Linked DNA regions of Homo sapiens: region 2 is linked to region 1. A link is a contact called in ENCODE Hi-C or POLR2A ChIA-PET data. All regions are on one chromosome and are shown on one strand. Each heading gives the region's core, a stretch centred on a gene start or an enhancer-like site at or near the end of the contact. The rest is flanking DNA. Distances are from core to core; before and after follow the strand shown.

Region 1 (6,975 bases), core at 2,419-4,918:
TAACTATACCTTTCACAACAGTAAGATAATAAAAGTTTCCTTTAACACTGAAAATTTGCGATTCCTTCTCTTCCAAATGTATTTCTAATGCCCTTTAATGCTGTATTTTAAAGATAAGTCTTACCACAGTCTTTGAGGTCCTCTGAACAGCCAATATCTTATTTTCTAAGGAAAACTTAATGCACTTCACTTCTCCTTTGTCATCCATTCTTTAAGAAGAAAGATTGTGTTAGTAGTTAAATAACCGAATTCTAGCTACTACCATTTATTGAAAAGGCAAAAGACACAATCTATATTCAGGAGGCAGCAAATTCTAGTCTAAAATTAAAATTATGTTTCGGAAGCCATCAGTAGGACCTCTTTTCAAACTACCAAATCCAACTGGAAAGAACTTGCTGGGAAACTTACAGTATTATGGGTAACAAGTGATTGAAGAATTCAGATCACACACACATATCACCTGAGAATTGTTCCAACATAAATAACTATAGACCCGCTCAGGAGCCTTCTCCGTAACTGCTGTTTCTCTCTCACAGCAAAGCTTCTGGAAAGAACTATCTACTTGTGCATCTCACAGCACATTCATTATGCAACCCAGATGGCTCCACTACAGTGTCTCATGACCGCCTCAGACAGATGTTAAAAAGTGAACTCAGCTGGGCACAGCGGCCTACACCTGTAATCCCAGCACTGTGAGAGGATGAAGCAGGAGGATCACAGGAATTCGAGACCAGCCTCAGCAACACAGTGAGACCCCGTCTCTATTCCAATACATACATTTTTTAAATTAAAAATTCATTTAAAAAAAAAAAACTCAAGGGATGGATTACAGAAGGGCCCAAGGAAACTTTTCGGGGTCTGAACATGTTCATTGCCTTGATTGTGGTGATGGTTTCATGGGTGTATACATGTCAAAACTCACATATTGCATAATATTAAGTGTGTACAGTTTATTATGTGTCAACTATGCCTCAATAAAGCTGCTTTTAAAAATCTTTTTTTTTTTTTTTTTGAGACGGAGTCTTGCTCTGTTGCCCAGGCTACAGTGCAGTGGCATGATCTCGGCTCACTGCAACCTCTGCCTCTCGGGTTCACGTGATTCTCCTGCCTCAGCGTTCCGAGTAGCTGGGATTACAGGCACGTGCCACCACACCTGGCTAATTTTTGTATTTTTAGTAGAGACAGGGTTTCACCATGCTGGCCAGGCTGGTCTCGAACTCCTGATCTCAAGTGATCCACCCGCCTCGGCCTCCCAAAGTGCTGGGATTACAGGCATGAGCCACCGCGCCCAGTCTAAAAACTCTTTTTAAGTTAAATTCAGTACCTTCCCCCCACCCACAAACTTCTTAGAGCCCCCAATCTAGATTATCACGGGCTCACTCGTTTTCCACACCCAACCGACCCCCGGGTCTTACGAGAGACCCATCTTCCTAAGTATCCCTTGATTGCCTATGCAATGCCACTCTACACCACCAGAGCGCTGCTCTTCACCACACATGGCTCGCTGATTGCTACTCTCCATAGCATCCCTAACTCTGACAGGCTCCCAACTAAGCCAGCCTCCGTGCTGTGAACAGCATGATCTTGCCAAACACTGACATGATCATCCCACACCCCACCTGATAAGTTTCAATAAGAAGATAAAGCTCTAATTTCATAGGAGAATATGTAAGGTTCAAGCTGGCCCCTGCCAGTGGCCACACCACCACCATTTCCCCTTCCCTGTGGAGACACCCTATGTAACCTTCAGTTACACAGACCCAGAGTTCCCCAAAACACCATGCTCGAACCCCATCCATACTTTAAAACCTTGCTCAGGCCGGGTGCAGCGGCTCATGCCTGTAATCCTAGCACTGTGGGAGTCTGAGGCGGGCGGATCGTTTTGAGGTCAGGAGTTCGAAACCAGCCTGGCCAACACGGTGAAACCCCATCTCTACTAAAAATACAAAAAAAATTAGCCGGGCGTGGTGGTGGGCGCCTCTAATCCCAGCTACTTGGGAAGCTGAAGCAGGAGAATCACTTGAACCTGGGAGGCGGAGGTTGCAGTCAGCCAAGATCGCACCACTGCACTCCACCCTGGGGAACAGAGGGAGGCTCCCTCTCAAAAAAGGACAGTTTCTCATTAACACAGACCAACAGTAAAATTTTTTAAGTCACTACTGAATTGAGGGCCTACATTATACTTTCACCTTCTGTAAGCACCAGTGTTACAGTGGCCAGATAGCTTATCATCCAAATCGAGACACTTCTGAAAGTGAAAGGCCCTGCTGTTGATCATTAAACCTGTTCAACAGTGCGAACTGGGACTATGCAGTCACCTTAAGTATAGTGGAAGCCATGATTTTCTTGTATTATTACATGAGAAACAATGAATCTCCTCCACCTGCCACTCTGGAAAGACCTGGGCTAAAGAAATGAACGCCCTCCTCTGTGAACAAACCAGAAATGGGCACATCATCACGCTGACTTGTTAATTTCCAGTGCTAGGAAGTGGCTGCCCCACTTTTGAAGTATTTGGCTCCCAAATCAACTGCTCCAGATATTCCACTCTGACAAGAGGTGCTAGTAAGTGCCACGAAGACCCTCCCTACAGACAGGAATTCCATGTGCGCACACAGACTTCAGGCCTCTTAGGGCAGACCAAATGACAAAATTATAAAAAACCATTTGAATTAGAAAAACATCATTCTGTTTACATGACAAAATGATCTGAAAGTGTCTATACCATTACCTAAATGAGATGGGATTCCTATCATCTGGGCCTTTAACTACCACGCCAGTAGCTCCACCAGATCGAACAGCAAAAACCTGAGAGGGAAAAGCAGCAAGGTTAACAGCCTGAACTCTGAAAGGATCTAAACTCAGAAGCCAACCCGCAAGCGATTATTTCTGTTATACACCACCCTGGGTTCAACTAAAGTAACACGGCACATATCAAGGTACAGATGTTTGGCTGCTCAGGTGAATTTTAAAAACCAAGAGCAGAGAGCGAAAAGGATGCCACCGTGACACCGGGTCGGGTTCCCGAGGCTCCAAGTTCTAACACCGGTTCGCGCATCGGCGCCGCTGATACGCCTGAAGTACAGTCTTTTCCCCCTTTACAAAATTTCAAGGAAAATGAAAATCTCGACGTCTAAACCCTTGACTACGAGTGTAACTAATGACAAACACAACAAAAGAAGCCTAGATAAGACGGGCGCGCCAACAATTGAGACACTGGCCACGGGGCCACTGCATCCGCGCAGCTGGCTCGGGGGTCCAGCCCCGAGGTCACCTGCGAGGACACCTGGCCGCGGCTGAGCCCACCCAACAAGGAAGGAGCGCGCGCCGCCTCCCGCGCTGGGACGGGACGGGACAGGACAGGAGGGGACGCTCGGGCCTGGTCGCGCGGGACCGGCCTTGGCGCGCCCACGACCCCGGCAGGGCCGCGCGGGGGAGGAAGCGCGGGCGCGCCGGACCTGCTTGTTGGCCTCATCGAAGAAGACGCAGTTGACAGGGTTCGCCTTCTCGAACTGCACCGGCCGCTCGCACAGCTCCAGATAGTAGTCCTCCTCGCCCATGGCGGGCGCCGCGCCCGCGGCGGGGGCCCCGGGGGCGGTCGCCAGAGTGGAGCAGGATGCGCGGTGGAGCCCGGCCCGGACTGTAGCGGCGGCTGCGGCTGCGGCTCTGGGCCCGGCGCGGACGCCGCTTCCTGGTGCCACGCCCCCACCCCGCCCACCACGTGACCCGCGGCCCTCTGCGCTTAAACGGGCAGCGTCTGGCTGCGGTGGGGCCCACCGGCCTTAACCACGCCCCGCCCGGCGCTGGAGGCTCCTCCCCTCTCCCCGAGGGCGGTCGGAACGCGGCGGCGTGACCCGGAAGCCCGCGTGGTTCCCCGCGGACCGAGGGCGGCGTAGCCGCCAACCCTACCCTGCTGCGAGTTCCTGTGCCCGGCTCGGTCGCCCCTGCCCCAACCTGTACCCCCGCGTGGGACCGCTCCCGGTCTAGGAAAGGCTCCTCCTTGCTTTCGGGAGGATTTCCCAAGTGCCTCCCGCGCCAGAGTTCCAGCCTCTGGGAGCTTCGTCAGGGAGAAGGGGCTGAAGGCTCACTGAGCAGGTGTAGGGGCGCCAGAGACCGTCTCCAGTCCCCTCAGCGCTTCTGCGGGCTCTTCCGCTGGAGCCAGAAACCGAATTGACAAGAGGCAGATAAACAAAAGAAAAGCATACACACTTTATTAGTTTTTCATGGGGACCTTCAAAAGAGAGTGAGGTCTGAAGAAGTGGCCACAGCAAGATGCTTTTATACTTTTTAGACAAAGAATGATGCATTTGAGAAGAAAGCACAAAAGGCATCTGGCTGGGGCGATACATTTCTAAGAGAGTCACTAGGAGAAATATTGGGGAGGGTGTAAAATTAGTGGAAGGTAAGTGTTACTTGGGAAGTTCATTTATTCAGGTCCATTGCAGCCCCAACTCCCAGTCTCTGGTGATAAGGGCTATTTTCTGACCCGGGTACAGAGAGGGTGCCACTCCCAGAGGAATCTTTACTGCTTATTCCCTGTAGGAAACGACAGGTCATCTAGCCCTTTCTGAAACTACAATTTCTCCGGTGTTTTTAGCTCAAAATAATATACCAATTTTTGGACATATTTTGGGATAGCACATCCTTCACTCCTTGCTAGTAACAGGGAAACCTAATATAGATTGTGGGTCAGCAAGCCTTTTTACTTGATAAGAAACATGAAATTTACCATGTTAGCCCCTCTTTTTTTGTTTGTTTCAGAGACAGAGTGTCTCTGTGCCCAGGCTGGAGAGCAGTGATGCGAACACGGCTCACTGCAGTCTCAACCTCCCATCTCAGCCTCACAAGTAGCTGGGACCACGGGTGCATGCCACCACACCTGGCTCATTTTTTTATTATTATGCTTTGTAGAGACAGCGTTCTCTGTTGCCCAGGCTGGTCTCAGACTCCTGGCCTCAAGTGATTCTCTCGCTGACCGTGCTCAGCCCCCATGTTAACCCTTTATTTTTATTGTTTATTTTATTTTATTTTGAGACGGAATTTCGTTCTTGTTGCCCAGGCTGGAGTGCAATGGCCCTGTCTCGGTTCACTGCAACCTCCACCTCCCGGGTTCAAGCGATTCTCCCGCATCAGCCTCCCAAGTAGCTGGGATTACAGGCACCTGCCACCATGCCCAGCTAATTTTTTTGTGTGTATTTTTAGCAGAGACCGGGTTTCACCATGTTGGCCAGGCTGGTCTCCAACTCCTAACCTCAGGTGATCTGCCCACCTTGGCCTCCCACAGTGATGAGATTACAGGCATGAGCCACCGCGCCCGGCCCCGTGTTAACCCTTTTTGAGGTGTTCAGTAGTATCAGGCATATTCACATTATTGTGAAATACGTTTCCAGAAACTTTTTATCTTGCAAATCTGATTCTGTCCCTAAATTTGACTACTCTAAGTATCTCATATAAGTGGATTTTATAGTATTTGTCCATTAGTGTCTGGCTTCTTTTGCTTAGCAAAATATCCTCAAGGTTCATCCATGTAGCATGTGTCAGGATTTCCTTCCTTCATTAAGGCCGAAAAAGATTCCATTTTATGTATATAGCACATTTTGTTTATCCATTCGTCTGTTGATGGGCATGTGGGTTGTTCCCACCTTTGGCTGTTGTGAATAAAGCTATGCAAATATCTGTTCAATATTCTGTTTTTAATTCTTTTGGGTCTATACCCAAAAGTTGGATTACTGGATCATATGGTAGTTCTATTTCTCAGAGAGCTATTTTTGAGTGGCTTTGATGTCTGAGCCCAGGAGTTTGGTTTGGAGCATGTGAATCCAAGGAGAAATGACATCTAGGCAGATGGATATATTGGTCTGAAACTCATCAGAGGAGTGACAAGACTGGAAATGTAAGACTTCTACACTCAGCCTCACCCACCCAGGCCCATGTCACACATGGAAAAACCGATAACTCCAGAACCCTGCTCTCCAGCCACACAGTGCCATCCCTGCAGCTGGCTTGTTTAGCTGCTCCCTGTGACTCTTCCTCAACATCACCAGTTTGCCCTGTCATTGTTCTGTCCTCTCTACCCAAGTCTATCTGCCCTCTCCTCTCTTCCCTTCCCTCCTCATCAGCTTTGATTTCATTTCTCTGCATTCCAGTTATTTTTTGCCATTACCTTCAACATCCTTGCTGCACTGTTCTTGTCTGGCAGAGCCTCAGTCCTGGATGAACTCAGCCACCTGCTTTCCCAGTACCTACTGCTGGAGGGGTCACACAACAGGACAGAGGGCACTGCGGGAAATTCAAATGGGCCCTCAGCCCTGCCTGGCTGTCCCAGTCATTGTCTCTCCTGTTCTCTGCAAGGATATTTTCAGGCCTTCTTCACACTCCTCAGACTGTCTCGCCCCTATTTCCATGAACATCGAGGACTTCAGATGGAAACTGGGCTTCATACCAGTTGTGCAGCGCACCACGGCTGTCCTTCTAGAAAACGGTCCATCCTGCCCAAGGCCAAACCCTGTTTTTATTTATTTATTTATTTATTTATTTGATGGAGTTTTGCTCTTGTTCCTCTTGTTGCCCAGGCTGGAGTGCAGTGGCACAATCTTGGCTCACTGCAACCTCTACCTCTCGGTTCAAGTGATTCTCCTGCCTCAGCCTCCCGAGTAGCTGGGATTACAGGCATGCGCCACCACACCCGGCTAATTTTGTATTTTCAGTAGAGACAGGGTTTCTCCATGTTGGTCAGGCTGGTCTCGAACTCCCAACCTCAGGTGATCCACCCCCCTTGGCCTCCCAAAGTGCTGAGATTACAGGCATGAGCCACCGCGCCTAGCCCAAACCCTCTTTATTTTTATTTTTTCACAAATACCACAGTGACTTACCAGCACTTCTTTGAATTCCATCTTTCGGCTGGGTGCAGTGGCTCATGCCTGTAATCCTAGCACTTTGGGAAGCTGAGGCAGGTGGATCACCTGAGGTCAAGAG
Region 2 (4,964 bases), core at 2,465-4,964, 38 kb before region 1:
GTTTTTTCTTATTTGTCCAGTCCATCACCTAAGAATGCAAACTCATAACATGTGTTGCCCGAGCAGACCTAGAAATGTTTACAAGTCCTCTCTGAAACACAGAATTGTACATTCAACTCTAGGTTTAATACAGCCCTGTAAAGTAAAAAGGAGGACCTTTTAGTAACAAGTGGGACAGACAACCCTGTAACTAATTGGTGATTGTGTCTGTCGCCTCTCTCAGGTGGATTCGAAGGTCTCACTAGGCATCGCGGGCATCTTGATCGTGCTGAGCTCGGTGGCTTGCTCCTTGGGTGTCTTCAGCTACATTGGGTTGCCCTTGACCCTCATTGTGATTGAAGTCATCCCGTTCCTGGTGCTGGCTGTTGGAGTGGACAACATCTTCATTCTGGTGCAGGCCTACCAGGTATACTTCCATATTCTCACAGGGCTCAGCATCTGTTCAAGTTTCAGGGACTGTGAATGGCTCCTGGGCTCCGCATTCGTGAGTGTGACCTGTGAGGGTGTTTTGTTTCCTTTCCCTGTGTGGCTCATCGGTCGTCTTGACTTGCTGTGGACATCTTAGGACCAAGAATTTCACCCCTCTTTTTGGTTGTTGAAATAGTAGATATAAAGTAAGAATTGTGTTTTAAATTGTATCTTTAAATAGTGTCTTTTAATAGTATCTTTTCATTTTAAATAGTATCATGTGTACAAGAAGGGCTAACACACTTTTGGAAAAGATTTTGGGTACGACTGCTGTTAAAATGATGTTCAGCATAGTATAGAATGTTAGATTCATTTTGCCCAAAGGTGCCACTAAAAAGGCAAAAGGTCAACACGTGTCCCGCTGCTGTAGAAGGTGGTCTCAGTCGTCCTGTAGACCCGACGTGGGCGGAGACTCAGTGCACGTGAGAGTGATGTTCACTGGTCCAGTCCCCTGCCGCCTGTGTTCCGAGTGTTTTCCTGATAATGTGGCTGGCTCAGCTTTCCCTTTAGTTTCTCACTTGGTACCTAGCTCTGTAGTGCAGAAATACTCTGAGAACATTGGAGTCCCCCACCGAAGTTTATATGCTTAGAAGACACTGCTAATCGTCTACTAATCATTTATTTTTACCCTTGAGTTAACACAAGGCAGCAAGAAATGGCGTTGTTATTGAGAAATTTTAATGTCGCATAATTTTTTTTTTTTTTTTTTAAGAGAGATGAACGTCTTCAAGGGGAAACCCTGGATCAGCAGCTGGGCAGGGTCCTAGGAGAAGTGGCTCCCAGTATGTTCCTGTCATCCTTTTCTGAGACTGTAGCATTTTTCTTAGGTAATTATGCTTTCAATCCTACCAGTCCTGTAGTCTGCTGAGCCTGGAGAAAGAAGGAGCTGGCTACCTGAACATGTCCCTTTGTGTTGCTTCCTTTTTTTTTTTTTCTTTTTTTTTTTTTTCTCTGAGACGGAGTCTCACTCTGCCACCCAGGCTGGAGTGCAGTGGTGCAATCTCGGCTCACTGCAGCCTCCGCCTCCCGGGTTCAAGCGATTTTCCTGCCTCAGCCTCCCAAATAGCTGGGATTAAAGGCACGTACCACCATGCCCAGTTAATTTTTTGCATTTTTAATAGAGATGGGGTTTCACCATGTTGGCCAGGCTGGTCTCGAACTCCTGACCTCAGGTGATGTACCTGCCTCGGCCTCCCAAAGTGCTGAGATTACAGGCGTGAGCCCCCGTGCCCAGCCCGTGTTGTCTCCTTTTTTTAAGCTTTGTTCTGCACTGGGAAAGTATCACTGGACCACAGAAAAATTGGCAGCAGTAACTTAGGTGTGATTTTGCAAGTGGCTTCCTTCTCATTTAACTGTCAGGACAGCATTGATGTTGGGGTTCAGGGTGAAAGAGACCTAGAGTTCGTCTTGCCACTTTCCCCTTTTAGTAGCCACTGGGAATGTTGATAGTTGAAAATGGCATCCTTGAGTAGCCACTGAATCCTTCTCCACATGACACTCTAAGCAGCAGCTCCCAAATCCACAGGCACTCGCTTACAAGATGTTTGCCGTTGTTTTCAAAGGCAGTCTTTCTCTTCTGTGCACACAACTCATTGGGGAAGCAGCCTTGTTAATGACCAGAAGCTCTTGACTCACCACATTACAAGGAGCCAGAATAAGCTGGAACAAAGTCAGCACTTCTGTGTTTCTTTCACATAGAGAATCATCAAATAGACCCACTAGTGGGGCTGTCTGCCCCATGTCTGAAGTGTAGTAAGAGCAAAGTGACTCTGTCCACTATAGGGGAGGCTGGACTGGAATCACTCAGTCCAAAGAAGACCATCCACGGGCCACAAACTGCAATGCCTACATGGCTGGGAGGTCAGCTTAATCAGGGCCATTGTAAGGTCATTGTAGGTGGTAGTCTTTCACCACAGATACACTGCTAGCTTGTTATTCTTCATCTCCACAAAGCCATGTGCTTTTGAAACCTGTAGCCCTGTAGTTCCTTTTGACAAACACAGGTGCAGAAAAAAAAAAAAAAAAGAAAAAACTTTCTTTTTTTCACTACTATTATAAGAAAACCAGTGCAAGTGTGATGATAATAGCAGCAGAGACTGTGCCTCAAGGTTGGAGTGACCTTGGGACAGTAGGAGTGAGTAGGGATTGTGGCACCCCAACTGCACGTGTCCTATCTAAAAAGACAGTTATGTGTGTGGCCAACCCAGTGCTACAAGGTCTGTGTTGTTGTTGTTGTTTTTCTTCCAAGCAAAGCTGTGAATCTAGATTTTTGTGTAAAATGCCATTGTTAAATATTGGCAACTTATAAAAAAAAGTTTTTTAATCTTAAGATGGGTTGATACAGTGTGGGCTAAACAGGAACCATCTGATTCATGGGCTGCCAGTTTGCAGTTTCCAAGTCTTACCCTCATGCCTTTGATCCTCACTCGATTGTAGATTACCTCTTAACTAAACTGGGAGGCTAGTAGTGTTGATGTAATAAATGGAAAATACTGTCCATTTCTTACAGTGAAGCACAGAAAGTACTATAAGAAATGGCCTGTATTAGTGGTTCTCAAATTTTAATGTGTGTGAATTTGCTGTGAACCTGAGTATAGTAGAATTGGGGTTGAATTCCTGTCATAACTAGGATGGGGCTTCCCAAATGGTCTGGTGCTGAGTGTGCTTTGAAAAGCACTGGCTTATCACCTCCTGTCCCACTTCTGGTGTAATGTCCAGCCGCAGCATGCCTTCTCATGCGTTTGGCCTGTGCTGGCTCCTTGTATCTGTACATGCACATGAACATAAGACCTGCAGAGAGCCCCCGGCTGTAAACAGAAGTGACGCAGAGCCCTTCTCTCCCCGACAGGAGCATTGTCCGTGATGCCAGCCGTGCACACCTTCTCTCTCTTTGCGGGATTGGCAGTCTTCATTGACTTTCTTCTGCAGATTACCTGTTTCGTGAGTCTCTTGGGGTTAGACATTAAACGTCAAGAGGTAAGTTGGTGCCAGGATTATAGTCTATTTAATTTGAGTCTAGAATCTAGAGGAAGCAGCTAGCGGGTATAACCTTTGTTTCCCTCTGTCCCCTCAGAAAAATCGGCTAGACATCTTTTGCTGTGTCAGAGGTGCTGAAGATGGAACAAGCGTCCAGGCCTCAGAGAGCTGTTTGTTTCGCTTCTTCAAAAACTCCTATTCTCCACTTCTGCTAAAGGACTGGATGAGACCAATTGTGGTATGCGCTTATCTGTGGTTTTTCTCTTTCCTCTCACTGAAACAGATTATCACATGCCTTCTAAGAAGCCAGACAGCCTGGGAAGGAGATTCTTAAAGCTGTTAAAATGTATCTAAAAAAAAAGCAAAAGCAAATGTGGAACAGTAGATAAAATGTTTTTCCTGTGAGCTTTTATCAGTCCATATAAACAAGAGTTTTAAGTTTTTTATTTTGAAATAGTTTCAGATTCACAGAAAGTTGCAAAGAAACTTTTATTTTTCCTCTTAATAATGAGGAAATAGAAGCCAAGAGAGGTGAAGTGGTTTGCCCCAAGTCACTCAGCCCGTAAGTGGCAGAGTCAGGATTTGCACCCAGGAATTTGGACTCCTGGTGCTGTGGTCTCACCCACTGCCCTGTACTCCCTATTAGCCTGTCATTTAAGCTTTTCCATTTTAAAAAATCCTGCTTTTTGTGTGTGCTTAAGATTTTATTTCTGGTCGTAAGCTTATTTACTAAGCAGTCTCTGTCTTATGATTCATTTGTTGTTCCAGATAGCAATATTTGTGGGTGTTCTGTCATTCAGCATCGCAGTCCTGAACAAAGTAGATATTGGATTGGATCAGTCTCTTTCGATGCCAGATGTAAGATGACTTCCTTTTTTTTTTTTTTTTAACTTCTTTAGCTGATGATGAATACATTTTTCAAAACATGCACGTAGGTGTTTCAAGCAAGTGCCTGCTTCTAACTGCAAATGGTGACAGGGTTTCCAGGGTTAGGAGAACTGTCGCAGTGCACTGCTGGTGTGGGCTGTCTGGCATTCTGACTGAGCCCCTCTGGGCACAGCTGCAGAACACGAATAACTAGTCTTATGAGGTTACTTTATGAGATGCTCTCCTGATTGTGGGGCTAGCAGGAGGAGCACCCTGGGGCCCTGGGGGGAAGACTGGTGGTGTTAGGAATCATGAGTCCAGCTGGAGGCATCTCAGCCAGGAACCTCCTGGCACCCTCTTATTCTCCATGATCCTCGCCTTGCTTAGTTACTATCAGAGTGTTCACACTCTCTCCTATTCTTTTATCTTTCTTTCAGGACTCCTACATGGTGGATTATTTCAAATCCATCAGTCAGTACCTGCATGCGGGTCCGCCTGTGTACTTTGTCCTGGAGGAAGGGCACGACTACACTTCTTCCAAGGGGCAGAACATGGTGTGCGGCGGCATGGGCTGCAACAATGATTCCCTGGTGCAGCAGATATTTAACGCGGCGCAGCTGGACAACTAGTCAGTACCACCTTGTCTTGTACTT

The links. Hi-C counts contacts between places; a loop is a spot of excess contacts on that map. ChIA-PET counts read pairs that join two places held with the same protein, here RNA polymerase II (POLR2A). Pooled maps may share reads with other maps.
Region 2: a map of naive thymus-derived CD4-positive, alpha-beta T cell shows a loop between it and region 1 (4-fold over the local background). The contact joins the enhancer-like site here to the promoter of RMC1 in region 1. A Hi-C loop is called at or near these places in 2 of 168 maps with a recorded cell type or tissue (HepG2 and naive thymus-derived CD4-positive, alpha-beta T cell) and 9 of 50 pooled maps. POLR2A ChIA-PET finds 5 or more read pairs at or near these places in 9 of 52 experiments (CD4-positive, alpha-beta memory T cell, GM10248, IMR-90 and 5 more).

Annotation. Positions count from the first base shown.
Region 1 is chr18:23,500,204-23,507,178 of GRCh38, reverse strand. It overlaps RMC1 (regulator of MON1-CCZ1), which reads right to left and starts at 3,668. Exons shown (of 20, transcript NM_013326.5): 1 at 3,459-3,668; 2 at 2,732-2,808; 3 at 125-209. The coding sequence starts at 3,560. It also overlaps a transcript of NPC1 not described here. RefSeq lists enhancers at 1,208-1,711, 2,957-3,056 and a silencer at 3,307-3,956.
Region 2 is chr18:23,539,786-23,544,749 of GRCh38, reverse strand. NPC1 (NPC intracellular cholesterol transporter 1) reads left to right here. Exons shown (of 25, transcript NM_000271.5): 13 at 224-406; 14 at 1,181-1,295; 15 at 3,317-3,444; 16 at 3,542-3,682; 17 at 4,213-4,302; 18 at 4,749-4,939. Among named protein-coding and RNA genes, the nearest start is that of RMC1, 39 kb to the right of the region's middle. RefSeq lists an enhancer at 2,423-2,472. Within about 2 kb of position 3,714, at least 9 of the 41 ENCODE cell types and tissues checked have a DNase peak (open chromatin) inside an H3K27ac peak, as active enhancers do.